Regions from separate parts of the Homo sapiens genome. Here region 1 is linked to region 2. A link is a loop called in an ENCODE intact Hi-C map of the cell type or tissue named here. Cell type or tissue: mammary epithelial cell. All regions are shown on one strand. Each heading gives the region's core, and the rest is flanking DNA. Links, peaks and the distances in the headings are about the cores only.

Region 1 (16,024 bases), core at 3,413-11,412, 230 kb after region 2:
TGGTGGAAATTTTAAGCTCATTTAACAGCCATGATTCACATTATTAATGATGCAAATTGATCATATTACAAACCATAAATACAAAATTCCCTTCCATGCTATTCTTAGACAATCTCTAGGTGCAGATTTTTTTTAAAAAAGTAAACTGAGACAAGCAAGATTTTTTTTTTACCAGTCCCAGTTCATAAAAATTAGTAATGAAATTAGAAAGATAATTGTGAGGTTGGGATTCAGCTAATAATTAGGAATTCTTAAGGACTGACTCATTCTTCGAAAGTTAAATGGTTTAATAGTCCATCAATAGTCCAACTATTGTCCATCCATATTTTATCTATTAATTGTCAATGGTAAATTAAAACAATAATTAGAAGCATTCCCAAGGACTTAAAAGTGACAGAAATTTGATTGCAGCAAAGCTGGTAAACACACACACAATTAGAGGAATGCACTTCAAGACAGCTCCTCTGAGAGTAATCCAGATATTGGATAATTGGATAACCAGAGGATTTGCAAATACCTAACACGCAATCCAAACAGACTGGATGAAATAGCATAGCGAATGGATTAGAACATGTTTAAAAGTAAATAAACAGAAACAACCCATACTGTTGTAATTTACGTGGAGGAAGACTCTAAAAACAAAATCGCAATGGTGAGCTTGGAACCTAGAAATGGGAAGTGGAAGAAATGAGACCTTGGCAATATTTATCTGGCACTGCCCTGGGAGAAGAAGACTAAATCCAGGAAAATCAAATTTCCCTAGCGAGACAACATGGCTTTTCAAGAATGTCAGCTTTGGACTCCCACCACCCCAGTTTGAATCCAGCCCCCGAGACTTGCCAGTCTCATAACTTTAGGAGATTAACTTACACTCTGGCTCCTCCGCTTTCTCACCTGCTTAGTGTTCAGCAGACTTTCTTTTGGCAGCAGTGAGACATTACTTTGCAAATTAGTGGGTCTGCATCTTCCTATTTGTCAGTGATTTATCGGTTACTTCAATTGTCTTAGCTTTGGCTCTTCTTGGCTGTGTTCACCATGGCCTACACTCAGAGACTTTTCAGCCGTATGCTATTTGGGGACTTTTCAGGGGTTATGATTACTGGGAAGCTAATAGCAGTATTCCTCAGACATTCCTTTTTACATATAACAGTAAGTATTAATTAACTGCCTGAGTTTACAAGGACTAAAATATGATCCTTATTTTACTAGGGACTTGCAACCTAATTTACAAACAACTGTCATAGTTGTTTCAACCCCAAAGTGTTTGTGGTGGGAAGTGCAGTTAAAAGAGTTAAACTAAGTGAACAAGAGCCACCATAGAAGTTGGCTGTCACCCACCTAGTATGGAAGAGTGAGAAAAGAGTCTAAGTCCATATATTATAGTTCAAAGAGTGTTAGGAAATATCAACTCAAAAAGAAAAAAAAAAACTAACAAAAGTGAAAAACTGTTACAGGGTAAAATGAATAAAGGAACAATACCAACGTTTCAAAACGACTAAGTCTTTAAAAATCAAGTGGATCATCAGAGCTGGAATATGGCAACCTAAAGAAAATTCACAGAGCCTAGGAACTGGACAACAGTCCCCTAGGAAGAGGCCAGCATGATCCAGGTGCCCAGGTCAAGTTCCCCGGTCTGGAGACTAAGATACAGAGCCAGATTCCAAGCTTCAAGGGAGCTATTTACAGGTGAGATTTAGTAACAAGGTCACTTGAACATACCAGGTACAACAATTCCAAGGTGACCCCAAGAACCATCAGCCCCATGATGGGTGGTTAGCTGACTATTACCCAGGAAAACTTGAGTCTGGAAAGAAATGGTATTCATGCATCCACAAGTCATTAATGCATGCATTCAGTCATTCATTGACACTCAAACTCTCTATTGAGAATCTGCTAATAGAGAAGAATTTGTTCTCCCTCACTCCTGGTTCTCATGAGGAGGGATTTTCCCAAAGCACATTCCTAAATTCCCTCTAATTTCCTTTGCTCACTCCATCCCTGGGAGGTGGAGGGACTTAGCTAATTAATTAACTTGGGAAGAATAAACAGCCATGCTTTGCTCCACTCTGCCTATTTTTCTTTCAGGAATGAGATTAGCAGGCCTATCTGCTTCTCACCCTTCACTATGACCTACAATTTAGCCTCTGGTAATACTAAAATTTTCTTACACTTCACTTTATGTCTCAATTTGTTTAGAATTCTTGGAGGGAAGAGATGTACTTAATATGTACAAAATGTTGCAAACACTGCTCTGGGCACTGAATACATATTTATCCACTTCACAGTTCTGCATGGAGTTTAGAGTGCAATGAGTTTGAGCTGCATTCTGAAATTGGAACAAGTAAAGAGATAAGCATTCTACAAAAAACAAGGCTGTGGGCAGTCTCAAAGTTGGCAGTGCTCATTATGCAAATAGGAATTGATCAATAAGGCTCACTGCAGAAGCAAGAGAATCCTTCTCCCTACCTTCAGCTCTCCTTTCCTGGAGTGGATTAGGAGATTAAAGAACCTCTGAGGGGCACAGTGGCTCATGTCTGTCATCCCAGCAATTTGGGAGGCTGGGGCAGGAAGGTCACTTGAGCCCGGGAGACCACAATCAGCCGGGGAAACATAGTGAGACCCCACCTCTACAAAAACTTTGAAAAATTACCCAGGCAAATATATATATATATTTACATATGCATATGTAGTCCCAGCTATTCAGGAGGCTAGATAGGAGGATCTCTTGAGCCCAGGAGGTTGAGGCTGCAGTGAGCCATGATTGCACCACTGCACTCCGGCCTGCGTGACAGAGAAAGACCCTGTCTCAAAATAAATAAATAAAATAAAAGAACCTCTGTGTTTATCCATGTAAATGTGTACCCATTCTTTTTATTTTGGATACTCTCAATAATGGCCACAACACCAAATTTGAACCTCAGGGGTAAATAAAGTATCCCAATTCTCTAGAATCCCCACCCTTCTCTACTCTTCATGGACCGACCTAATGGCCCAGAATATCTTGAGATTCATTTCTATAAACAGAATTCTCTTTTTCTATAGAGAATGTTATTAAATGGTTTGCCCATGGCCTTAGCTATTTAAAAATTATCTATGCTCAAAATATATTTCTCCTTGAGGCGAAGAAGACACCACCCCATCACAATCTAGCTAACTTTATTACACTGTCTTATAAAATGCATTGTCCAGAAGTTCTAAAATCCCTACTTCTCCTCACCTTATGAAGGAAAAACATATAGGGAATATTTCTGGGAAGAAGATTTGTTACTTTTAAATTACAAGTATTTCTGAGAACCAGTGCTGTAGGTTTAAAAACCACAAGTTCCCTGCAAAAATCCAAACAATTATCCTCAAAAATGTATCTGTTAGTACTGCATTACAAAAAAATCATCACTGTAAAATCTCTTATATCCCTCGCACAGTGCAAGGTGGGAGCTTGATAGGAATTAAACAATTTAAGACACTTTACAAATGAAGTCTTTATACGTGGTATTTGGTTCGAATGATCCTCAGAAATCTTTTTTTCAATATGTGACTGAAAGCATATGTTGTATTTAATTATATAAAATATAATTATGGTATTGTAGGTAGAGAAGACTGATTATAAGACAGTAAGATTTCATTTTTCTTTATACATATTGTTTAAACATATTTTTTAAAAAACAGTCTGGAGGTCCTACATACTAAACTGGTAATGGTTGTTATCTCTGAATAACAGGATTGCAGGATTTGTTTTCCTTTTTTTCTTTGTGCTTTTTGGTATTTTCTAAATGTTCTAAAATGAGCATGTATAAGAATAGACCATTATTTTTAAAGATATATGTGAAAAGTGTGCTTAACCCTTCTTATTTTTTTCTGCTTCTATCTGGTCTCTCGGAGTACTCACCTGCTAACTGCCACATTGCCAGTTCCCACTCAAACCATCCCCACTGCAAAGACTCCGTAGAGATGATGAACACCAACGCTAATTACCTGTGGATAAATTTTGAAAATTCAGATTATCCTAAAGACATCCACACATACAACATGAGCAGATTTTTTGCATTTTTCTGAGCTTATAGAATCCCTTCTGAGTCCGATAATCAAAGATATTCTCAAACATTTCACTTAAAAGTTGCAACTATAAGAAGTAAATATGTTTAAACTTCTAATGATTTGGGCTGAAAATACACATTGGTACATTGGTAAACAAAGAGCTAGATATAGTCATTAAAAACGAAAGAAACCAGTCTGGTGTGGTGTCCCACGCCTGTAATCCCAGCATTTTGGGAAGACCAAGAATGGCAGATCACCTGAGGTCAGGAGTTCGAGACCAGCCTGGCCAACATGGTGAAACCCCATCTCTACTAAAAATACAAAATTTAGCCAGGTGTGGTGGTGGGTGCCTGTAATCCCAACTACTTGGGATGCTAAGGCAGGATAATCCCTTGAACCCGGGAGGCGGATGTTGCAGTGGCTGAGATCGTGCCACTGCACTTCAGCCCAGGCAACAAAAGTGAAACTCTGTCTCAAAAAAAAAAAAAAAAAAAAGAAATAAACCAAAGACCTGGTTCATTACTACCAAACGAAGACCTTGTTTATTACTACTAAATTGTGCTCTGCATATATGCACATTAACTCAATGAGGGGAAATAAATGCAATTTCTGTACAAAGCCTCCCATGGTAGATCAAGAGTCACCAACTAAAAGATGCATAGAACTATTCCCATATTTAAACTTATATTTCCACTGTTTTATGAAAAAAAAGCCTGACTTGCAATATAGCTTTCTTTTATAAAATGTCTATTACTTATTTAGTTGAAATTTTCAAGTGCAAATATCACAATGGCCTTGGGTGTTATATTGGTGCAGGTAACCTCTTTTGCTTTATGTCTCTTTATGATCTTTTATGAATATTGATATTAACGGATCAAAACTGCAGGTTCATGAATTCAGAACTGTGAACTTCTGCTTTCTATTATCTGCCAGCCACCAGCTACCTTACTGGCTAGTCACTTTACCTCTAGAACTGCTCCTACCATTGTAAATGAGTAGGCTGCACTGGATTATGCTTACATTTTCTTCCAGCTCTAGATTTCTCAAAATCAAAGAAATATCTTCACTCTATCTTTAGTTCCTTCATTTTATAACTCTAAAGGGGAAAACGATCTTTCAGCTTTCTAAGTACATCTAAATGCATTACCTCACTTGCCCCCTCACCACACTCCTGCAAGGTAAAACATCTCTTCTGAAGTATCTCTCTGCAGGTGTAATAGACAGAACACAGAAGACTGGCCAGGTATTGGGCTATGTACCGTGCATTCAAGAACTAGTCAGCTGAAGTTCTTGGACTCATCTAGCTAGGCATTTGCAGTCTGGTAACAACCTTATGATTTCTACCTAAGTGGCACAAATATGTGTAGCTTAGCACAGCACAGCTCACCTTGTTTGACCTGCTCCTTTAAAATAACCTGGTCCAAATGCCTCCCTTTATAGATGAGAATCTAAAGGTCTCTCCCAAAAACACAGTTCAAAAGCATTGTCTCTTTCTATCTGAGTGTCTTTCTTCCTCAATCAACTGTGCCCTTCCAGAATGAATAATTTCCTCCAGGGGCCAGGGAAACAGAGGAAGTAAATTCCACTGAATCCCTCTGTAAATGGTGTGTAGTTTTTCTGGTTGTCAGGTCTTTCCTTTTAAAGGTCACTCTTCCTTGGTAAGAAATTTTCTGATGCAATTGTTGGAAGTAAACTGAGTTGTTTACAGAATGCAGAAGATATGTGATGTGCATGGATGCTTTTCTCTGTAGTCTTTTTCATTTTTTGATATCTTATATACATTGTAAAACTTAGAAATATGAAAAGTATGACAAATAAATAAAACTTATGAAAAATTATAAATAATACTTTTTAAGTCAACATTTTATCACATAAGATATGCTTGTCCTGTGGATAACTCTGCAGTTTCTTATCTTACAAAGGTCATACTCAATGTTTTTAACCTAAATACCAACACTCTTATCCTTGCTCTCATCTTTCTTGTATTCCTCACAGACAGTGAGGGAACTTCTTGCCCAGAAGGAACCTGAATAGAAGGTGACCAACCCAGTAGAATACACCACAGCTCAGGAGAAATGAGCAGATAACAATAATAACTAAAACTGTGGAGCATTTACTTAATGCCAGGAAACTGCTCTAAGTGTTTGATTGTATTAATTCATTTACCCTCCAAAAAACCTCAGAAGATGGGGAATGGGTCCTAAAAAGTACAGGACGCTGGACACAGTCAATGGAGACAGAGACAAGGGACAAGTTCTGGATGAGCTGGAAGGTGACAGTACACAGTGAAGGCAAGGAAGCAAGGCAGAAGAGAGGCGAATGTATTCCTTTTCCCCATGTGCTCACGTCCCCCATACGTACCCACCAAGGACACAGCTGAGTAACTGATACCTAGTACATGCCCAATAGTATGTGAGTTGAATGAAAAACAGTGCAAAGGACCCTTTATAACCCACTGGTCAAAGAAACTAAAGTTGGGTATGACTTTCAAGGTCACCTGGAACAGCCATCCATCCATCCACCACATGGAGGCACTAGCGAGCATCGACACTAGTCTAGTTGCTTTCGAAGTCCATATCCATTATTACCTAGTGAGGAAATTATTATTGTTTCTGTTTTACAGACAGGCACTAGCAAGCATCGACACTAGTCTAGTTGCTTTCGAAGTCCATATCCATTATTACCTAGTGAGGAAATTATTATTGTTTCTGTTTTACAGATGAGAGAACTGAGACTTGACAGGATTAAATAAATTAACCCTTGTAAGTTTACATACTTAATAGGTAGACCTATCTGGATTCAAAGCCAGATACTCTAACTGCAAGACCAACACCCTTTCCACTAAACCAAACTTTGAATTTACTATAGAGAGAGCAATATATGATCAAAGTACAGGAAAATGTATAGGGTTTATTGAAAATGGTCAGAATTTCATTATGTTTATCTTAAATTTAAGGAATTTCACATTGCAAAATATGAATGTAATGATACCGATTTGAGATAAAAAAGTGTAAACTCTACAGCTGAATGTTTTACATCATTCAACACTAATTATTTTAAATATCTGGATCTAATTTAGTTAACAATAAGAAATATGTTGTTACAGCATATAAACTATAATCATATTCTCTCTTTCCTCCTTCTGTCCCTTATCTTAAAGATTTACCCACTATAACAGAATATAATAGCAAATTATGTATAAGTAGAAATTCAATCTTGGCCAAAATTGTAGTCCCTAGAGTTTAGACACCCACAATGTGTAGTATATTTCCCTTTAATGTGCCATCATAATTTTAATTTGGGGGAAAAAATAGAATTTTTTCATAGAAATCTCCTCTAGTAAGGCAATATTAACTGTTCAAATTTTCTGAACGTTTAGCAAAGCTGGGAAAAGATTACACATATTGATTAACTCATTTATTAAAGATCAGCAAACAAAATTAAACGTAGTTCACACTTTTTCCATTGTCATATCTTTAGAGATTCTAAAGAAAGAACATGGTTTTCCTGGTGATTAACAAACTAGGTGTAGCTTTCGCCATAGACTGGAGGCTAAAGAGGATGTGGTCTAGAAGCTTTCCTAGAAATCAGGGGGCAAGCTTTTGCTATCATGGGCTCCATGTTACCACAGTATAATAGTTCTGACTCAAGGAAGCAACAGGAAGAGGCAGGTTTTCCTAGTGACCATCCCTGTAACATTCTTTTAGAAAAGATTTTAAGAGGCAAATATTTTAGACCTTGACCACACAATACAACAGAATTGACCTTTTTCAGAACGGTTCTTTATTTTTAGAGGAAGGTCATTTTAGGATTGGTTTAAACATAAGATATCTATTTGATTACAGTTGATTCAATTCCGCTATGAAAATGTCTGAAGTTTTGGATTGACTGTTCTTCGGGCTTATTTTTCTGTCTAGACATAACCTAAATGGCAGACGACAAGAGGCTCCGTAAATATCAGTTGTATCTGCAAACCGAAAGGCGGCCTTGGGCCACACATTTGTCATTTCCACCACACTTACACAAAGAGTATGTCAATCTCAGCCTTGCTCAGCCCTGCTCAGTATCAGGCCCTAAAGAGCTTCAGCTGGAAAAAAGTAGTTACATTCAATCTTTGTGTCAATTCTAACCAAATCTGTTGGATATTTAGCACCTCGCCTTCTCCAGGAGGTGAGGAGAGAAACTAGTCAAGTGTCTGCAACTTGAGCTCCTAAAACAGCTACAGTCAGGACTCCAATATCCTCAACACAGCTGGATATGCCCACACTAAAAAGTGGGCTGGAACTAGAATTCTGTTTGACTGGGGCCCCAGCAATCTGCTTCAACAGATCTTCTCTCTGTTCTGGAACTTTCAACTGCTGACTGGTGTCTTGCTTCATCCTGGACACATTACCTTTTTGTTTGTTTGTTTGTTTGTTTGTTTGTTTTGAGACGGAGTCTCGCTGTCTCCCAGGCTGGAGTGCAGTGGCGCCATCTTGGCTCACTGCAAGCTCCGCCCCCCGGGTTCCCGCCATTCTCCCGCCTCAGCCTCCCGAGGAGCTGGGACCACAGGCACCTGCCACCACGCCCGGCTAATTTGTGTGTGTGTGTGTGTTTAGTAGAGACGGGGTTTCACCGTTTTAGCCAGGATGGTCTCGATCTCCTGACCTCGTGATCCGCCCGCCTCAGCCTCCCAAAGTGCTGGGATTACAGGCGTGAGCCTCCGCGCCCGGCCCACACATTACCTTTTATCCAGAACTTTACTGCAACCAGCCCCTAAGTATTGTGTGGTCTCCTCCTGCTCTGATCCCCACCCGCTTTGTAAAGTAATGTGATCATTATATAATCAGAGTTATTATACAACTTATTGGACAAGATGACTTAATTGTTGTGTCAGTCCAAATGACCCGGCTAATCTGCATATTCTTTATTCATCATTAAAATGAACAGGAATTTCCCAGCTCTAATAGTATTCTATTGGGTTGACTCAAATAAAATCTGCACCAGCAAACCCACCCTCTGACCCATATATACCTTTCCGATATAGTCGGAAAGAACATTTGTTACATTTCTCATAGCAATAATAATATTGTGGATCATTCCTCTTCCTTTCATGGAACACTTGCCAATAATGTTTTCTTCTTCATTCGTCTCCTCTGACTCTTTTGCTGTTCAATAGCAGGCAGGGAAATTTAAAGTCTTCTCTACCCAGCAAGGATCGCTAAAATGAGAGCTAACTCAAGCATCTGACACTTCCTGCCATGTTCTCTCTAGCCCTCCTAACACCCAAGAAACTCACTCTATAAATTCAGCGGTCTTGACAGAGGGATGGAGTTCTACATGACATGTTCATTAAACTAAGTATTTATACGCCCATTATGTAAACATGATATATCATTCCCCAGCTCTGAGGCAGCTGCATGATATATATGGATATTCACTTAAAGCCTCAGCTTTATGAATTGTATTCCTTGGAGATACCAGCAGCTCCAACAACTAGGTACACAGTCAATAATTACTTTCATCTTCCTCCTTTTATTTACTCTTTAAGAGATTCATTAAGATGAAGAATGACTGCACTGCTTTGCTAAGCCTTTTTGATTACTTTCCTAATTCATTTATCATGAACTTTGGAACTATTAGTTTAGTTTTCACTACTTCTAGCCATCTAGAATCTTGTTTTATTTAAACAAGGTTCTGCATCCTCACTGGTTTTCTTCGGACAGGCCCTTTGGCTTATACACTATTTATTCGAAGTGACACATGGTAGAATTTTTCCTTTATAAAGATACACAAGAGTGTAATGCGCATGGTTACTGAGAGTTGCTATATGTGTTAAAATTGGTACTGGATCACTCACAAAACTTTTTAAATCTCTATTCAATGCTATAGTCTCAAATCCCTCCACGAAGCGGAGCGCTAAAGGGAGAAGGGTGGAGAGCACATACAACAAGCTAGGCCTAGTTCCAAATGCCATTGCACACAACAGGGCACTTAGTTTTCACAGCAACCCTGCAAAGTATGTAATACTACATCTACTTTACAGATAAAGAAGTTATGGCTCAAAAAGAACAGTCACTTACTCAATTTCATGCAGTAAGTACTGAGCTTAGAATAACTGCACTAAGTGGCTGGTGCCTGGTTCTGTTGACCTCTCCCCTCCCCTTTGATAATCCTAAGTACTCGAGAGTTCACCATATGCTAGATATACATGTAAGTCACTCGCATGAGATAAAGGCAAAGGTCCACATCACTTACACTTCTCTCTTCCTTTACCTTTTCTTCAGAGGATACCTACCAGGTACCTCTTACTCATGACAGACATGAATACAACTATATCAATGAAAACATTAAATGTGAATGGATTACAGAATCCAATCAAAAGGGAAAGATTGTTAGACTGCATAATAACATAATTCAACTATATGCTATCTACTAGAGACACACTTTAGACTTAAAGGTATTAATAAATTGAAAGCAAAAGGATAGAAATGGTTATATCATGCAAACTACGATCAAAAGAACACTGGAGTGCTATACCACTATCATACAAAATATGCCTTAAAACAAAAAAGCTAGAAATAAAAGGAACAATTTATAAACGTAAAAGAGACAAACAATCAGGTAGATATAACAATTATAACTATATGCACATAATAGCAGAATACCAAAATACACAAAACAAAGACTAACAGAAACGGAGAGAAAAATGAACAACAGTAATAGCTGCAGACTTTATTATCCCACTTTGAATAATGAATAGAACAACTAGACAGAAGAGTAACAATTAAATAGAAGGCTTGAATAACACTATAAACCAACTAGACCTAAAGGATATTTATAGAACCTTCCATCCAACCACAACAGAATAGATATTCTTCCCAAGTACACATAAAACATTCTTCGGGATAGAGCACATGTTCAGCCATAAAACCAACTGCAGTAAATTTAAAACAACAAAAATAATACAAAGTGTATTATATGACCACCATGGAATGAAATTAGAAATCAGTAACAGGAAAAATTTTGAGAAACTCACAAATATGTGAAAACGAAACAACACGTGCCTAAATAATCAATGGGTTGAAAAAGAAATAAAATGGAAAGTCAAAAATATTTTGAGATTAATTAAAATGAAGACACAACATATCAAAATTTATGGGACGCAGCTAAAGCAATGCTTAGAGAAAAATATATAGCTGTAAATGCCTATATTAAGAAAGACAATATCAAATCACATAAACTTTCACCTTAAGTTACTGGAAAAAGAAGAGCAAACTAAGTCCAAAGCAAGTAAAATAAAGTAAATAATAATGTTTATAGTTAGATTAATGAAATAGAGAATAGAAAAATAATATGGAAAAATTAATGAAACCAAAAGTTGGCTCTTTGACAAGATCAATAAAACTGACAAGCCATTAGCTATTCATATATTGACCACAAAACAAAGGAGAAGAAGCAAATTACTAGAATCATAGATGAAAGAGAGGACATTCCTAATGACCTACAGAAATAAAATAGCATAGAAGAATACTATTAAAAATTGTATGCCAATAAATTAGATTAAATGATGAAATCCCTAGAAGGACACAAACTAGTGAAACGGACTCAAGAAGAAATAGACAATCTGAATAGACCTAACAAGTGAATAGATTGAATTAATAGCACAAAAAACTACACACAAAGGAAAGCCTAGGGCAAGATGGCTTCACTGCTGTATTATATCAAACACTTAAAGAAGAAATAATACCAATTCTTATCAAACGTTGCAAAAAAATGGAAGAGGAGAAAACACGTCTTAGTTCATTTAATGAGGCCAGCTTTGCTCTCATACCAAAACCAGACTAAAACATCATACAAAAAAGAAAACTATAAATATGGATACAAAAACTTACAACAAAATATTAGCAAACAAAATCTAGCAACATATCAAAAGAATTATAATACATTTTTTTCAGCACCACACCACACCTATTCCAAAATTGACCACATAGTTGGAAGTAAAGCTCTCCTCAGCAAATGTAAAAGAACAGAAATTATAACAAACTGTCTCTCAGACCACAGTGCAATCAAACTAGAACTCGGGATTAAGAAACTCACTCAAAACTGCTCAACTACATGGAAACTGAACAACCTGCTCCTGAATGACTACTGGGTACATAACGAAATGAAGGCAGAAATAAAGATGTTCTTTGAAACCAACGAGAACAAAGACACAACATACCAGAATCTCTGGGACACATTCAAAGCAGTATGTAGAGGGAAATTTATAGCACTAAATGCCCACAAGAGAAAGCAGGAAAGATCCAAAATTGACACCCTAACATCACAATTAAAAGAACTAGAAAAGCAAGAGCAAACACATTCAAAAGCTAGCAGAAGGCAAGAAATAACTAAAATCAGAGCAGAACTGAAGGAAATAGAGACACAAAAAACCCTTCAAAAAATTAATGAATCCAGAAGCTGGTTTTTTGAAAAGATCAACAAAATTGATAGACCGCTAGCAAGACTAATAAAGAAGAAAAGAGAGAAGAATCAAATAGACGCAATAAAAAATGATAGAGGGGATATCACCACCGATCCCACAGAAATACAAACTACCATCAGAGAATACTACAAACACCTCTACGCAAATAAACTAGAAAATCTAGAAGAAATGGATAAATTCCTCAACACATACACCCTCACAAGACTAAACCAGGAAGAAGTTAAATCTCTGAATAGACCAATAACAGGCGCTGAAATTGTGGCAATAATCAATAGCTTACCAACCAAAAAAAGTCCAGGACCAAATGGATTCACAGCCGAATTCTACCAGAGGTACAAGGAGGAGCTAGTACCATTCCTTCTGAAATTATTCCAATCAATAGAAAAAGAGGGAATCCTCCCTAACTCATTTTATGAGGCCAGCATCATCCTGATACCAAAGCCAGGTAGAGACACAACAAAAAGAGAGAATTTTAGACCAATATCCTGATGAACACTGATGCAAAAATCCTCAATAACATACTGGCAAACCGAATCCAGCAGCACATCAAAAAGCGTATCCACCATGGCCAAGTGGGCTTCATCCCTGGGATGCAAGGCTGGTTCAAGATACGCAAATCAATAAATGTAATCCAGCATATAAACAGAACCAAAGACAAAAACCACGTGATTATCTCAATAGATGCGGAAAAGGCCTTTGACAAAATTCAACAACCCTTCATGCTAAAAACTCTCAATAAATTAGGTGTTGATGGGACGTATCTCAAAATAATAAGAGCTATCTATGACAAACCCACAGCCAATATCATACTGAATGGGCAAAAACTGGAAGCATTCCCTTTGAAAACTGGCACAAGACAGGGATGCCCTCTCTCACCACTCCTATTCAACATAGTGTTGGAAGTTCTGGCCAGGGCAATCAGGCAGGAGAAGGAAATAAAGGGTATTCAATTAGGAAAAGAGGAAGTCAAATTGTCCCTGTTTGCAGATGACATGATTGTGTATCTAGAAAACCCCATTGTCTCAGCCCAAAATCTCCTTAAGCTGATAAGCAACTTCAGCAAAGTCTCAGGATACAAAATCAATGTGCGAAAATCACAAGCATTCTTATACACCAATAACAGACAAACAGGGAACCAAATCATGAGTGAACTCCCATTCACAATTGCTTCAAAGAGAATAAAATACCTAGAAATCCAACTTTCAAGGGATGTGAAGGACCTCTTCAAGGAGAACTACAAACCACTGTTCAAGGAAATAAAAGAGGATACAAACAAATGGAAGAACATTCCATGCTCATGGGTAGGCAGAATCAATATCGTGAAAATGGCCATACTGTCCAAGGTAATTTATAGATTCAATGCCATCCCCATCAAGCTACCAATGACTTTCTTCACAGAATTGGAAAAAACTACTTTAAAGTTCATATGGAACCAAAAAAGAGCCCCCACCACCAAGTCAATCCTAAGCCAAAAGAACAAAGCTGGAGGCATCACACTACCTGACTTCAAACTATACTACAAGGCTACAGTAACCAAAACAGCATGGTACTGGTACCAAAACAGAGATATAGATCAATGGAACAGAACAGAGCCCTCAGAAATAATCCCGCATATCTACAACTATCTGATCTTTGACAAATCTGAGAAAAACAAGCAATGGGGAAAGGATTCCCTATTTAATAAATGGTGCTGGGAAAACTGGCTAGCCTTATGTAGAAAGCTGAAACTGGATCCCTTCCTTACACCTTATACAAAAATTAATTCAAGATGGATTAAAGACTTACATATTAGATCTAAAACCATAAAAACCCTAGAAGAAAACCTAGGCAATACCATTCAGGACATAGGCATGGGCAAGGACTTCACGTCTAAAACACCAAAAGCAATGGCAACAAAAGCCAAAATTGACAAATGAGATCTAATCAAACTAAAGAGCTCTGCACAGCAAAAGAAACTACCATCAGAGTGAACAGGCAACCTATAAAATGGGAGAAAATTTTCGCAACCTACTCATCTGACAAAGGGCTAATATCCAGAATCTACAATGAACTCAAACAAATTTACAAGAAAAAAACAACCCCATCAAAAAGTGGGCGAAGGATATGAACAGACACTTCTCAAAAGAAGACATTTATGCAGCCATAAAACACATGAAAAAATGCTCATCATCACTGGCCATCAGAGAAATGCAAATCAAAACCACAATGAGATACCATCCCACACCAGTTAGAATGGCAATCATTAAAAAGTCAGGAAACAACAGGTGCTGGAGAGGATGTGGAGAAATAGGAACACTTTGACACTGTTGGTGGGACTGTAAACTAGTTCAACCATTGTGGAAGTCAGTGTGGCAATTCCTCAGGGATCTAGAACTAGAAATACCATTTGAACCAGCCATCCCATTACTGGGTATATAACCAAAGGATTATAAATCATGCTGCTATAAAGACACATGTACATGTATGTTTATTGCGGCACTATTCACAATAGCAAAGACTTGGAACCAACCCAAATGTCCAAAAATGATAGACTGGATTAAGAAAATGTGGCACATATACACCATGGAATACTATGCAGCCATAAAAAATGATGAGTTCATGTCCTTTGTAGGGACATGGATGAAACTGGAAACCATCACTCTCAGCAAACTATCACAAGGACAAAAAACCAAACACCACATGTTCTCACTCATAGGTGGGAATTGAACAATAAGAACACCTGGACACAGGAAGGGGAACATCACACTCCAGGGACTGTTGTGGGGTGGAGGGAGGGGGGAGGGATAGCATTTGTTGATATACCCAATGCTAAATGATGAGTTAATGGGTGTAGCACACCAACATGGCACATGTATACATATGTAACAAACCTGCACATTGTGCACATGTACCTTAAAACTTTAAGTATAATAATAATAAAATAAAATAAAATAAAAAATTTAAAAAAAAGAATTATATATCATAACCAAATGGGATTTATCACAAGAATACAAAGCTGGTTTAATATCTGAAAAAACTTCATATCTATAGAATAAAAAACAAAAATTACATGATCATGTTAATAGATGAAGAAAAAGCATTTGACGAAATCCAACATCATTTCATGACAAGAACATTCAACGAACTAGTAATAGATGAGAACTCAATCAACAGGTTAAGGTTTATCAAAATGGCATGTACAAAAACCCACAGCTAACTTATCACACTTAATGGTGCAAGATTGGGTGCTTTTCCTCCAATATCAGAAACAAGACAAGGATATCCAGGCTTACCAACTCAATTCAACATTGTACTGAAGGCTCTAGCCAGGGCAACAAGGCAAGAGAACAACTGGCTTATCAGACATTAAAATGCATCAGTGTGAGCTGCAATTAACATTTAATGGCCGGGCGCATGGCTCACACCTGTATTCCCAGCACTTTGGGAGGCCGAGGCAGGCAGATCATGAGGTCAGGAGATTGAGACCATCGTGGCTAATACAGTGAAACTCCATCTCTACTAAAAATACAAAAAATTAGCCAG
Region 2 (16,024 bases), core at 5,003-13,002:
ATATCATCATAACATCATTTTTTAAAAACAAAATATTAAATAATTACTAACACGTTTTGAGCATAAAACATTCACAGGCTGTGCACGGTGGCTCACATCTGTAATCCCAACACTTTGGGAGGCCAAGGCTGATGGATCACAAGGTCAGGAGATCAAGACCATCCTGGCTAACACGGTGAAACCCCATCTCTACTAAAAATACAAAAAAAAAAAAAAATTAGCCGTGTGTGGTGGTGGGCTCCTGTAGTCCCATCTACTCAGGAGGCTGAGGCAGGAGAATGGTGTGAACCCGGGAAGCAGAGCTTGCAGTGAGTGGAGATTGTGCCACTGCACTCCAGCCTGGGTGACAGAGTGAGACTCTGTCTCAAAAAAAAAAAAAAAACATTTACAGAAGACAGAATTGAGGCCTAGAGAATGTTAGGAACTTGCCCCAGGTCACACAGCTGGCAATTGATAGATCCAGAATTTTACCCAAATCTTTATGAATCTGAAGACTTTTTGAAATTAATATGACTAAAGATTTATGACCCATAAATCTGAAAGAAATTGTGTGTCCACCTTCAAAATCCTGGTAGACATGCCTCTGAGTGCATAACTTCTAGGAGAGGTCTTGGTGCATTGCCTAAAGGGAGCCAGGCTGGGCCAATATAAATCAGTAGATTCAAATCTAGGTTCAAAGACTGATTGAGAGGATGAGGTGAGTTGTACCACGCATATAAAAACATTTGATCAGTCTACAGGGACATATGGGAGCCAAGCAGAGCACAGAGAAAGAAGTCAACTATAATGTGTAGAAGGTAATAGCTGAGGTGCCCACAAACAAGGTTTTAGTCCACTTTAGCAGTGACAATCATTTTGTGGCTTTTTGCTACTCTCTATCCCAGACAAAGACTTAATTATGAGCATTGGTTATCAATAAATCTAGAAATCAATTATATAATGTGATCTTTCATTCAATATGGGTACTGGGTAGAAGCCTCAAATAAAAACGAAATTAGAGAGGAAGATGCCATGCATGAGTGATATATGCATAGCATATTCTAGAGTAGTAAGGACTTCAAGAAGAAAGGGTTTCAGAGTTTTCCACCCTGAAAGGAAATGAAGTGTGAGCATAAGCTGTGAACTCCAAGAGTAGATCAAGGAGACTGGCAAGAGACTGAATTAAGCTGCCCAGAGGCAAAGAGATGACAGATCATAAGAGGTGGAAAGAGACAACAGGGTTGGGATTTGGAGGTCAGCTCCACAGAGTGATCTTCTGCATTACTCATGATTTAATCCCATAAGAATAAGCCATGGTGAGACTCAGTCATGATGCAAAGATTATTACCATTCAAATATTTGTTGATGCTTTGAAACTGTTGACTCTTTTTAAAAAAAAAAAAATTTTTAGCATATTTGCATGTTAAGAGAATTGAGCTGTTTGGCTGTTTACAGTTGTTGTAGTTACCACCAAACTTGGTACTGCCAAAGTCCTTTGTCCGTAAAACACATGACTTTGATTCTTTTCAAAAGCCACGGGGTGGAAATTCCAGGGCAGTGAGAGAAAGAAATAACCAAAAGTTTTCTCAGTCCCTTTTTGTCCTGCCAAAGAAAATGTTAAGCAATATCCAGATAATACCTATCCTGCCTCCAGGTATTTACTTGAACATGGTTATCTTTAATTGCACAAACAATAGCCAGAATTGTTCACGCCATCTCTTGGAGGAAGATGATGCACATATATCCACAAAACATAGCTCAAAACATCAGGGAGCACTAAGTGTATGCTCCTAGAGTGTTCTGATCTTATTATTTTCTCTGGATGGAAGTTTGAGGCCTCTGGTGAAATCTGATTATAATATTAATTTGTCTAAGATGCAAAGGGACAAATCCCCCTGCCCCTGCCAATCTACCTACAGACACCAGAAGTAATAAGAGTTTACAAGTAGAATTTGTAAAGTAGAAGATACTTTTCTACAGAAATTATACAAGATAGAAAACAAACAAACAAAAAATGATAGCTGAAAGGAATGAAAGAAAAAAATTTAGCCTAGAGTTCTATACCCAGCAAAATATTTTTCAAAAACTGAAGGTTTACAAAAAGACTTACAGACCAACAAAAGCTTAAACCTGCGATGAAAGAAACTTTAAAGGAATTTCTTCAAGCAGAGGCATAACGCGAGGTAGAAATTTGAATCTACACAAAAACATGAAGAGTGTCACAATAATAAAAGTGAGAATGAACATAGAAGATATTTTTTTTTATTTTCTGACCTTTGTTATAGTTGGCAATTGAAAGCAAAAAAAATGAGTGCACTTTAGGGTTAACAACATTTGCAGAAGTAAACTATATGACATTTATAGTTAGTTCAAAGGATGGGAAGAAGAAAATGGAAATATACAGCTGTACTGTTTTCTACGCTAACTGTGACATAGTATAATATTATTTGAAGGTAGACTGTTGTATGTTGAAGACATATATCAAACCCCTAGAGCAACCATTAAATAAAATAAAAAGGAAGGATAACTAATAAGCCAATAGTAGAGCTAAATTGGAATTATAGAAATTCCTCAATTAATTCAGACTGCAAGAAAAAAGAAAAAGAAAAGAAAGATGAGGTAGGAAAAATAGAACAGTAATTGTAGATTATTAATTTAAATCTAACCACATCAATAATTGCATTAAGTGTAAGTGGTCTAAATTCTAAAATTAAGGCGGAGGTTAACAGACTGGAGTACAAGAACTCCTCCTCAAATTGAAAGATATGGATTGGTTAAAAGCCAAAGGGTGGAAAAATATACAGCATATAAATACTAATCAACAAAAATCTTAAGTAACTTAATTAGTATTAGATACAGTAGACTTCAGAACAAGAAATATTCTCAGGGATTGAAAAAGATCACAGCATTAGAATTCATCAAGAAAAATTAAAATTCTAAATGTGCATTCACCTAGTGAAGGAGCTTAAAAACACATAAGACAAAAAGTGAGAGAACTGAAAGTAGAAATACACAAATCCACAAATATAAATGGAAATTTTAATACTCCTCTCTCAGTACATGATAGAATGAATAGAAATTTAAAAATCAGTAAAAACATAGAAATTCTGAACAATATTATCATCCCATTTTACCTAACAATCTACCAATCAACAGCAGGATATACATTATTTGCAAGTGCACATGTATCAATGTTAACCATATTGTGAGTCATAAAACATGATTCTACAAAATTTTTAAGTCACACAAAATATATTCACTGAACACAATAGAAGAAGCTAGAACTCAATAAGAGAATAATATCTCAAAAATCCCCAAATGTTTGGAAACATCATATTTTCAACTAATTCATGAGTCAAAGAAAAAAATGGCAAGGAAAATGTGAAATGTTTTTAAAGGATTTGAAGTGAAATCACAACATATGAAGATATAATGAATGAAACTAAGACAGTCCTTAGGAAGAAATGATCATATTAGAAAAAAAAAACATAAGTTTTCAAATTAATGATCTAAGCTTCCATCCTAAGAAACTGGAAAAAGAAGAACAAATTAAATCTAAAGCAAAGAGAAGAAAGGAAATAATAAATAAAAATAAATCAGAAATCACTTAAATAGATGACAGAAGATCATGAAGAATCTCAAAGCAAACAGAAGCTGATTTTTAGAATTCTTTGATATCAACAGAATTGATAGACCTCTAGCACAAGTGTTATGAAAAAGAGATTATCAATATTGGAAGCAGAAAAGTAAATAACACTGTTGATAAAACAGATATTGAAAGGATAATAAGGACACTTTACTAATAACTTTATGCCAATAAATTTGATAAATTAAATTATGTGGACTAATTCACTGAAAGATATAAACTACCAAAGCTCAAAAAAGAAACACATTACTTATTCCTATGTTTGTTAAAGAAATTTAATTTATGGTTTAAATCTTTCCCACAAAGAAAACCAAGATGGCTTTACCAGTGAATTCTACTAAGCAAGAAAGAAAAGAAAAGAAAAGAGGAAAGAAAAAGAGAAAGAAAGAAGAAAAGAAGAAAGAAAGAAAGAAAGAAAGAAAGAAAGAAAGAAAGAAAAAAGAAAGAAAGAAAGAAAGAAAAGAAAAGAAAAAAGAAAAGAAAAAAGGAAAGAAAAGAAAAAAGAAAAGAGAGAGGGAGGGACAGAAGGAGGGAGGGAGAAGAAAAGAAAAGAGAAAAGAAAAGAAAAGAAAAGAGGGAGGGAGGGAGGGAAGGAAGGAAGGGAGGAAATCTGCAGATCATCCCTCATGAAAATAAGTGCAAATATCTCAACCAATTAACAAATCTAATCCAAAAGTGTACAAGAAGGCTAATATATCATGACCAGATTGTTTTTTCCCAGGATTCAAGGTTGGTTCCACATTCAAAAATCTATTAATGTGGTACATTATGTCAACAGAATAAAAAAAAGAAAACTCTATGATGACTTAAGCAGATGCAGTAAAAGCTTTTGAAAAAATACAACACCCATTCACAATAAAATCTCTCAACAAACTACAAATACAAGGGAACAGCTTTGACCTGATAAGAACATCTTTGAAAACACTGTAGTTAACGTAACACTTACTGATGTAAGTCTGAATATTCCTCTCCTCATCCCCCTACCACCAAAATCAAGAATAAGACAAGAATATCTGCTCCAACCATTTCTGTTCAACATAAGAGTAAAGGCCCTAGCCAATATAGTAAGAAAAGAAAGATAAATAAAAGACATACAAATTGGAAAGGGTGAAATAAAATAATCTTTATTCACAGACAATATTGTCTACTTGCTAAGAAAAAATATAATATGTAGCAACAAATAATTTGATGTTGAAAAATAAAACTATTATAATAGCTTCAAAAAAAGAAATAATTAGGTATAAGTATATAAAAATAGGCATAATAGCTATATTATCAAAACTACAAAACACTGATAAAAGATATCAAAACAGGTCTGAATAAACAGTGAGAAATACCATGTTAATGGAGTGGTAGACTCAATATAATTAAGATGTCAATTCTCCCTAACGTATCTAGAGATAAAATACAATTCTAATCCAAATCTGAGTAAAATTTTTTAAGAAACTTAAAAGCTAATTGTAAAATGTCTACGAAAAGGCAAAAGAGCTGAAAGAGCTAAACAGTTTTGAAAAAGAAAACAAAGTTGGAGGAGTCACACTAATTGTTTTTAAAATGAAGTACAGTAAGACCTCACTTAACACCATCAATGGGTTCTTGAAAACTGAGACTTTAAGTGAGATGATGTACAGGAGGTCCTCAAGTAAGATTGTTTCATTCTACATTGTTTTGTTTTAATGTTGATGTGGGAAAAAATTAGTTTTATTATAATACATATTGTTTCACTTAAAGTTGTTGTTTCCAACAACCTATTGATGACCTTAGCTGAGGACTTACTGTTTCAAGAAGTCATCAAAAGCAATATGGTATTGGAAAAATGATAGACATATATATCAATTCTATAGAAGAGAGAGTCCAGCAATAGATATCACATTCACCCACTGTGTTAGTCTGTTTGCTATATATACCTGACACTAGTTAATTTATAAAGAAAAGAGGTTTATTTTGGCTCACAGTTCTACAGGCTGTACAGGAAGCATGGGGCTGACATCTGCTTCTGGTGAGGTCCTCAGGAAGTTTACAATCACGGCAAAAGGCAAAGGGAGAGCCAGTGTATCACATGGTGGGAGGGAGCAAGAGAGAGAAGGGAAAGGTCCCAGACTGTTTAAGTAACCAGATCTTGCATGAACTAACTAAGCAATAATTCACTCATCACCAAGGAGATGACACTAAGCCATTCACAAGGGATCTGTCACCATGATCCAATACCTCCCACTAGGCCTACCTCCAACATTGGAGGTCACATTTCAATATGAGATTTAGAAGAAACAAAACAACCAAACCACATCATTCTGCCTCTGGCCCTCCAAATGTCATGTTCTTCTCATATTGCAAAATAAAATCATCTCTTCCCAATAGTACTCAGGAGTTTTAACTCATTCCAAGGTCACTTAAAAGTCCAAAGTCCAAATTCTCATCTAAGATTCAAGGCACGTTCCTTCCAACTATGAGCCTGTAAAATCAAAAACAATCTATTTACTTCCAGGACACAATGGTGGTACAGGCAATAGGTAAATACCGGCCTTTCTTCCTATCTCACAAACTACTTGCTCCATCTTCTTTGCTGATTCTATTATCAACCTCTTAATATTGAAGTTCCCCAGGACTCCATCCTGGGTCTTCTTATTGATAACAATTTTTTTAACGATCTCAAGTTATCTCATGTTTTAAACATCATCTACAGGCTTCTGATTCTCAAATTTATATCTCAATCTGGGTGTCTCCTAAACTTTAGAATTCTATATTTATTGCCTTATTCAACATCTCCACTTGGTTGACTAATACACGTCTTAAAATTAGCATCTCCAAAGACAAACTACTGGTCCTGTCTCCAAAACCTGCATTCTAGGGGCGCCTCCATTTCAGTCTATTGAAGTCCCTCCCTTCAATTGACTGAAGGCCAATCAATTCAGAACAGTCCCTTATTCCTCACTCTCACAATCCTCTCCAATCTATCAGCTTGTTCTATTGTTTCTACCTTGAAAATACAATATCCACAATCCAACCTCTTCTCACAATTTGTGTTGCTACTACCTACCAAAGCCATCATCATATAAGGGATTTCTCCTTTTTTCTCTCTTGCTCCAACCCTGCCAATATATTCCCCACACAGAGCTAGGAAGATCTTATTAAAACAATTCAGAGCACTTGCTTCTTATGCTCTTCCAATAACTTTTCATCTCACACAGAGAAAAAGGCAAGGTCCTTAAAATGACCTTCCATTTCCTTAGCAGGTCAGTCCACTCTCTCTTTATTAATACTGTGTGCTTCCTCTTGCTGCTGTGGTCTCTCTAGCTGATGGCTGTTCTAGAGCCATCCCTCCCCAGGGCCCTTTTGTTTCAGTTCCCCATGCATAGAATACTCTCTTCAATGATATAGTGCTCACTCTCTCAAATCTTCAAGTCTGTTCAAATATTATCTTTTCAGCAAAGCTTTCCCAGGCCCTATAACACCCCATAATACTTCCCACTTCCATGTTCTCTTTTTTTATGCTCATAATACTTAATAAACTATATTCTTATTTATCAATACATATTCATATAATACACTCACATGTACAAATACATGCACATATATATTTTTCTTTTAATGATTTGTCTCACCTCAGTACTATTGTGTACAATCTATGTGGACAGTGATAATTTACCTATTTATTTACTGTATATATTTCTGTATTATCTATTTATTTACCATATTTCATATATTTCTGTATTATCTATTTACTGTATTTTCTATATTTCTGTATTATCTATTTATTTACTGTATATTTTCTTATATACTATTATTTCTACTGTATATCTCTAATACAGTAAATAAATGAAATTATTTACTTACTATATTTATTTATTTACTGTTTATTTCAAGGATTATTTTACTGTATATTTCTATATTTATCTATTTATTTACTGTATATTTCAGCCATCAGAAAAGCGACTGGTTGAGAATAAATATATAAGAAATAAATAACTGAAAGACTCCAACACTTTTTTCCTGCAAGATCTGAAAACATTCATAGATACACCAAATGAACTAGCAATCCTAGTCTTCTATTTAATAAGTATGTAAGGAACATCTGAGATTTAAAACTTCAGTTTGTTTCCACAATGCAAATGTGTGATTGATTTCCCCCTCACTTTTTTTTCACAGAAGTTTCTAATTCTATGAAACTTTTTTCATATATAACACCATGCATACAAATTTGACCGAACCAATGGCGAATTTTCTTCAACAATTTTTGGCTGCACTAAATTTATACTAAGTCTGAAAAGAAAGAATATCCTTCGAATGACTGAGAAAGTCTTATAGGTTCATTATCCTTTATTTTGGAGAGGTTATGTTAAAAAGAGGATGACATTTGAAAGAAAAGCACATAATATAATATCAAAGTGAAATATGGGAAACTACTCATTCGTAGCATGTTACAGATTTATCAATAATTTACAATTGTATTTCTTCATCTTATTGTACTTCTCTTAATGAAACTAATTCTCTTTATCTCTATTTTTATGAGTTATCATTAATATCAATGGACTCAAATTGCGATTTAAATCTACAGTTTAAAAAATCATATAATGAAACTGAGGAGGATTTATGCTTATAAGACAGTTTTACAAGTTTTCCCATTCCCAAAAGAATTGAGTGGAATCTGTAATGGGTAAAGAGATCTTATTAATTTTGTCAGATTTTTTTCTTGTCAACAGGAATAATGTAAAAATGATTTTTTATGGTTGAAGTTACCAACCAAAACTTATTAAAAAGTGGCTCATGTGTGAGAGTGAGCCATCTAAATTAGGTCAGGTCAAAATGATACATCCAGTTATCTCATCCTGACTTCTGGACTTGCAGCATAATAATTCATGGAAACATTCTAAATGTGCGCTCATAAGGATGATCTCGAAATTCAGAACAGCATCTTAAAGTACAAGAGGTGGAAGAGAATAAATTGGAACTCAGGATGGGTAAAAAATATATTTGTAAACCCTAAAAAAGCTTTCTATTTTAACTTACTTCTAAAGAAGAAAGGATTAAAAAGGTGTTTGTCTGTCAAATAACTGGTAGTTTTAAGCACAATTCAGCAAGGAAAAGTTCTTTTTAAAATTTATTTTAGTATCCTTTTTTATAAGTTCTTTTCAGCAAAGTGTTTTTCATGTTGTAGAATGTATTAGGTTTTCTAAATGTATTGTAATGAGAAAATTATAAGTTGTGTACTATTATTAAAAGTTATTAACTATAGCAATCAATAAATAACATTTTAACATAAAGTTTAATCATGGAGTATTTATGTTCTCTCTGGCCCTAAATTTCTTCAATTTGCATAAATATAAATTACAATATGAAGACTACTGGCCAATTATCTCTAATGTTGAAGAGGAAAACAAAGCTCATAAACACATATTGGTTAAAACATAATATAATGTCAGGAGGCCCCAAAAGGATTCATGATGGAAACTGGACTCGTTCCCTGCTCAGTACATATTAGGTATCTACGAGCCTAATGAGGAAGGTGAAAGGCTGGAGACTCTGAACGAGGTAAGATAGAGACAGTAAGATGTGTTAACAGAGGTGAGTAGGAAAGGCTCTATCCCAAAAATAAGTGACTGAATGATGTCAAAGCTCAACCAAGAAAGAAGAGCAATCTTTTGAAGGTGGCATTCTGACCTAAAATGTCAATCCTATTTTACGTCGTCCTACAATCTCCGTTCATTCCATTTATTTAGGGACTTGTTACATGTCTAAAAGTTCTCTTTTAAAATCTGAAGCTTCTCATTAGGGCTACACATTAAATTTTGATCAACAAGTTCCAAAAAAAAAAAAAAAAAAAAGAATTCATGTACAGCTCTCTGAGGGAGAGCAGGACAAAGTGAGAGGGAGGTGCAGCTTCCGTTCAGAGAAAGGTGCCTCCCATCCCCGGCTCACCAGGTTTCCCAGGGATAACGTCCGCCTCAGCGGGTCACAGCAGCTTTGGGAAGCATTAGAGACCTGTATTCTTTTGTTCTATCCAGTAAGGACACTGAGACTCCAAGTCATCTGCCTGTTACTGAGCCTATCTTAGGTAGCTCAAATGCTTTCCTTAGTGACAATTTCTTCCCAGCCCAGACCGTGCATCTATGGTTGGTGGTGTTACTGTCCTCGGTACCATTCTCCCGCCAGCAGGGGGCGCTGCTTCGCTTCTCCCCCCCAACTGCTGTAATTCTGTCCCTGCTTTCTGTCTCATCCCGCCCTCCTAAGTTCATCAGGTCCCTCATGGCTCCCACATGCCACTCTGACTCTTCCAATCAGATATAACATACCAATGAGATACCGAAAATATTCTTTTCAGACCATCAATCAAAGTTGCCGTCCATGTTTCAACTTTGGGGATTCAGTTCTCTCCTACCTCTGGGGTAAAATTCCCAACGAATCCAAAGCATTCTTCCTAAAGGTGGCTTTGTCTTCTCCTCACTCTTTTGTCATCTTACCATTGTCTCCAACAGACTAATCAACAGTCTAAAATCCTGTCACTTCCCAGGAAGCACAGGCCAATTTGGCTCTCGCTTGCGGGACACTAGCCTTCCCACTCAAAGCTTACGGCACAGATGCCAAAGGCTGCCCAGTTCGGAACCATACAAATAAGAAGCACAAGTGCTATTTCCAAAGGTCCAAAACACAATTTGCTCTCATAAAAAGTATAACCACTATTCAAAAAACAGTGAGGGGAGGTTTCAAAAAAACTATTCTTACTTTCTGAAGTAAAATAATTCATACACTTGGTCAATTAAAGCACCTGCAATCCCAGCTAATCAGGAAGCTGAGGTGGGAGGATTGCTTCAGCCAAGAGTTCAAGAGTTCAAGACCAGCCTGGGAAACTTACTGAGACCCTGTATTTTAAAATATATATGTGTGTGTGTGTGTGTGTGTGTGTGTGTGTGTGTGTGTGTTAAATTCCAACATAAGAAGTGAAAAATAGAGTCCTGAATCCCATACAGCTATCGGGATGCTTCTCAGACCCCAGTACCATGGTCATTTTGACAATATCCCCAATCAGTCTTTACACGGAAACAATGTTAGACACCAGCAGGAAGGGTGCAGCCAATGGAAGTTGGAATCAAAATAGGCCGGGGCTGCATCCGCTCCTCTACCTACTAGCTGTGCGACCTTGCACAAGTTTACCAGTCAAGTGTGAGAATTGGATCAGGTGGCCTCTCTGATCTCTTGGGACTCAACAGACTCCAAGGCTCTTACCCCTTCCCCACATGGGAACCAACTAGCAGATGCTCCCCCTTTAAAACGTGCACTTTTCTCTGGTAAAATAGCATTCTCTTCTTCTCTAAAAGAAGCTCAGTCAATAAAAATACCTACTCCAGAGACTGAGATGGGACGGGTCACGTTAATCATTTCTCCCTGTGTATCAGATGGGAAAGCTTTTTATTAGGGATCATTTGCCGGTGATTTCCACAAGGAAAATAGGGCTTTATTTTACTACAAACTATAGGTAAAACTCGTGATGAGAATTTGGGCCATTGGCCATTTGAGACCCTGATACAGGTCAACCTTCCTGGAATTCACCAGCTCATTACCATTAGTACTAAAGCAATAAACACTCACACACCACAAGCTCACCCCAATTAGTATAACTGCCTAAGAATTCTTTATCTTGCTTGATTAGTTGCATGATGCTCAACGAGTCCATTGATCTCACTCTGCCTCAATTTCTCTGTCTCTAAAATAGGGTGCTTCCCTTTTTAAATCCTTCCATTTTACCCAACTTAGGGCAGGGTAAACTGATAATGTGAGTTTTCAGATCAACGGCTCCCTGCTTTCCTTCAGTTGAACTGGAATTATCCAACTGCTAGTAACACAGTTAAACTGAAGTTTCATGAATACAAAGTTTTATACAATGAGCTATTTTTTTTTTAGTACTTGCTATGTGCCAAGCACTTTTCTAAAAGGTTTACATGTAGTAGGTCCTATAATTTAAACAACAACCCTGCAAGGCAGGGATTATTATCACCTCTATCTTACAAATGAGAAAAATGATGAACAGTCACCACGCCTACTCCAAGCTGGAAGACTGGGGAGAATGATCATTAAAATTCAGCTGAAAATTATTTTTACTTCAGCTTGCTTCCAACGAGCAAAGAAATGGTGCAAAGGTTACATGGGCATAAGACCATTAAAATGGATATGGCCCCTGTTGACCCTCTAGGTCCTCACAGGGCTCTTGGAAACGTCCCAGGTCAGTGAAGCTGGACTACAGGGCAGGATCTGCTGTGTGCAAGTCATGCAGGCCCACGAGCTCCCTGCTTACAGCCAGAGTCTCCTTTCCACCATCTACCTGAAGTTCTTCCTATACCACCTTGCATGTGTCAATGTTCACGCCATCTTTATAGCCCAAGTCCACTGCAGGCATGACCATAGCTCACCCGAGAGTAGTGTTTGCTTTCATCACAACACCTAAAACAAATGGGGCAGGGCCTGAGCTGGTTGTTTAGCTTGGTGGTGAATGAGCATGGTCTTTGGAGCTAGACTTTTAGGGTGCAAGTCCTGATTCCAGCACTTTCTAGCTGTGAGACCTTGTGTAAATTGCTTAGCAGTTGTATCTCTTCGTTGGTTCCTCATCTATAATGTGCCTAATTATTGTCAGGATTAAATGAGTCAACACATATGAAATACTTCAAAGAGTGCCAGGGCCATAGTAAGCCCTCAATAAATATTAACTCTTACCTTTATCACTATTATCTCTTTTTTTTTTTTTGCTCAGGCTGGAGTGCAGTGGTGCAATCTCAACTCACTGCAGCCTCCACCTCCCGGCTTCAAAGGATTCTCATGCCTCAGCCTCCTGAGTAGCTGGGATTACAGGCACATGCGCAGCTAATTTTTGTGTGCGTTTTTAGTAGAGATGGGGTTTCGCCGTGTTGGCCAGGCTGGTCTCAAACTCCTGGCCTCAAGTGATCCACCCACCTTGGCCTTCCAAAGTGATGAGATTACAGGTGTGAGCCACTGTGTCTGGCCACTGTTACCTTCATCATTGCTATGATGTTCTTCTCCAGTTCAAATACAAAAGCTTTTCTGTCCCTGTCATTCATTCATCCAGAAAAGGATATTTGTGTCTATTACATGTCAGGCACTCTAGCAGGTATCAGAGATTAAAAAAATAGAAAGAAAGAAAAAGAAAAAAGACAGCACTATTGGTAAGAGTCTACTGAAGAATAATATCAAGTTAACGGACACATATATTATTAAACAATTTTCTTACCCTTCATCCCTCAAAAGCGATCATGCCACTAGCACCAGAGCAATACATCCTAATTATTCAATTACATTCTTTCCTGGAATGGGTTTTTTTTTTCCTAAATCAGGTAAAGCAGAAAGGTGCATTGTACAATTTTTCAAAGACACTCATAAAATTTAATTTGATTACTATGAGAAATATGAATATTCCTTAAAATAAGTTATGTGAAATGTGGCAGGATTGTAGTTCAATGTTTATGCTTCATTCCTACTTGGTTTCATATAACCTACGCACTCTGGGCTCCAAAAAAGTTTTGTTGTTAAGACCAGTTTATTTTATAATCTGGTATTTAATCCAGGAAACTTCTCTCCCACCTGGGAAAGGTTCAGAAAGATTTTTCTAGTGAGATGCCTAAATCAAGAAACCCTGGACTGATTAGCTTAAACTAAAAACAATAGCAGCCCTCATAATCAGGTTAGAGGAAGGTAAGAAAAATTCAACCTCCTATATCAAGTAACAGATCCTGGCCTTGGTTAAAATCCAAATAAAGTAATGAGTAAAGAATCCTCTATTTCTCGGCTAGGGAGAAAAGGCAAGGCAGTGAGTCGCAGCAACACACACACCCAATACTGCTCTGCACTCTTTAGATCCTAATTAGAGAAAAAAAGTGGTTTCCACCATGGGGACCCTGGTGCCGTTAGCCACTCTCCACAACATTCCTCCACAATGACCCAATTCCTCCTGCATCTGTGTGTTGCTGCTCTACCTAATGTATTTTTCTCTCTCCCTCATTTGGCTCTGTCATCTCTCTACGGCTCCTTTTTTTTTTTCCTATCATTAAAAAATAAATTCAGGGCCCGGTGCGGTAGCTCATGCCTGTAATCCCAGCATTTTGGGAGGCCAGGGCGGGCGGATCACAAGGTCAAGAGTTCAAGACCAGCCTGGCCAAGATGGTAAAACCCCGTCTCTACAAAAAAATACAATTATCTGGGCACGGTGGCAGGCACCTGTAATCCCAGCTACTTGGGAGGTTGAGACAGGAGAATGCTTTGAACCCGGGAGGCAGAGGTTGTATTGAGCCGAGATCGCTCCACTGCACTCCAGCCTAGGTGGTAGAGTGAGACTCCATCTCAAATAAATAAATAAATAAATACATACATACATAAACAAATAAAAAATTCAGTGCAATCCTCTCCTGCCCACTACACTTTGCTTATTTCTTATTTCCATCTCATGTGCTGAAACGTACTGAGCATGCATGCACACACACTGAAACACACACAGACACACTCACGCCCAGCTTCCAAAAGATTTTAATACAAATGCAGGTGGTGGCTTTCAAGTCATAGATTTTTGACCCTAGATATCAGGTAACTATTCACTGTGACAAAAAATAAAGGAGATTATTGTGCTAAAACAGAAACAACCTGTTCTATAAACTGATACAGTTTTGTCTGTTTACCTGATTAAGCAGTTTTTATTAATATTCTTCACCTTGATGACTCCTGAAAAAACTTGGGGGGCTAGCCTAATTTAACTAGAAAACTTTTGATAGCAGTGAAGCTCCAACTACTATAACTTGTTACTAAAATTATCATTATAAGCTAAACAATAATAATAATCTACATCATGAAGCTTTTGATGTGAATAAAAATTATTACTATATCTAGGTTATTAAAATATTCCCTGCATATTTTAATGCACATTCAAATCTGTAAGATAAATGAAAATTGCAACCAAACAGACATGTGATATGATTTAAATTAAAACATAAGAGCATAGAGCACAGTGGGGAGGAAGGGATGAATACATAGAGGAGGGAATGTTTTGAAGACAGTGAAGCTCCCCTGTATAATACAGTAGTGGTGGTTATATGTTCATTACAGATTTGTCCAAACCCACAGAATGGACAAGAAAAACCAGGAGCGAATCCCAGTGGGAACTATTGACCTTGGGTTATAATAATGTGTCAATATAGGTTCATTGATTGCAACAAATGTACCACTCTTGGCTGGGAGTGGTGGCTCACATCTGTAACCCAGGACTTTGGGAAGCTGAGGAGGGAGGAACACTTGAACCCAGGAATTCAAGACCAGCCTGAGCAATTTACAGAGACCCCCATCTCTAAAAAAAAATTTTTTTTAATTAGCCAGAAATTTAAAAAATTAGCCTGGCATGGTGACACACGCCTGGGGTCTCAGCTACTTGGGAGGCTGAGGTGGGAGGATCGCTTGAGCCCAGGAGGTGAAGGCTGTAGTGAGCTGTGATCACACCAGTCCACTCCAGCCTGGGCAAGAAGGGAGACCCTGTCTCAAAAAAAAAAAAAAAGCAAAAACCAACAAAAAACAAAGACACCACTCTGGTAGGGGATGTCAACAGTGGGGGGCTGTGCATGTCTGGGGAGGTTGTGTTTGTAGGTATATGTGCATCTTTGTGCCTTCTGCTCAGTTTTGCAGCAAACCTAAAACTTCTCTTTTAAAAAATCTATTTAAAATGGAAAAATGAGGCAAACAGGCCAAGAAAAGAAACGTTAAAAAAAAAAAATTAGTAAGACCACAGAGAAAGTGTGCTTTAAAGTATGCCACTGTATCAAAGAGTAGGCACACCAAGTCCAAATATAAACCCAGGAAGGAAATTATTTGAGTCAGGCATATGTGCAGGTAGCTGCTTATCTCTGAGTTTCTCCACCTTTGCACTGTTTCGCATTCGAGATTATTCTTTATATGAGGAAATTTTCCTGTGCCCCTTGAGTGACTTTCCTTCTGTTATCCACTGCCAATGATCAGAAAACCTCTGAGAAAACAGAGGTAGAAAACAACAGTAGAAAATGAAGAAAGCACAAGACTCCCTCATTTCATCACCTCCAGCAACTTCATAAGAAGTCCTGTAATTATAACATTGTAAGATTTGAGATGAAGCAGTCTAATCCCTTCTTTTTAAAATGAGACATTGAAGGCGAGAGATGCTAACCCCCAATTACCCCTCCAGAAACAGATCCCAATTCATGCCCAAGGAGTTCAGCTCAATATTCTCTCAAACAGGTCATATTGCAACATGAAGAAGAAAGAAAAAAGGAATTAATTTAATAGAAATGTGCTTATGGCTATTTATTAAAATGTCTATTAAGTATTGATAATCCTGGGTCTTGGCTCCAGCTCCCCATATGTCCGCCCCATTCGATCCTTAGC

The links. Hi-C counts contacts between places; a loop is a spot of excess contacts. Peaks named below come from ENCODE experiments on the same cell type or tissue, not always from the same donor. Only the 100,000 strongest peaks of a DNase experiment are listed, where the experiment ranks them.
Region 1: it touches region 2 in a loop (4-fold over the local background); 3 of 110 quality-filtered maps call a loop at or near these places.

The regions. Positions count from the first base shown.
Region 1 is chr18:2,331,184-2,347,207 of GRCh38, forward strand. No RefSeq gene overlaps it. Among named protein-coding and RNA genes, the nearest start is that of METTL4, 230 kb to the right of the region's middle. In mammary epithelial cell, for the core only: a CTCF peak has its summit at 6,559; no DNase peak of the experiment used is centred there.
Region 2 is chr18:2,095,285-2,111,308 of GRCh38, forward strand. The region is part of intron 2 of LOC105371956 (a long non-coding RNA gene); the gene reads right to left. Among named protein-coding and RNA genes, the nearest start is that of METTL4, 470 kb to the right of the region's middle. In mammary epithelial cell, for the core only: a CTCF peak has its summit at 9,781 (motif pointing right); no DNase peak of the experiment used is centred there.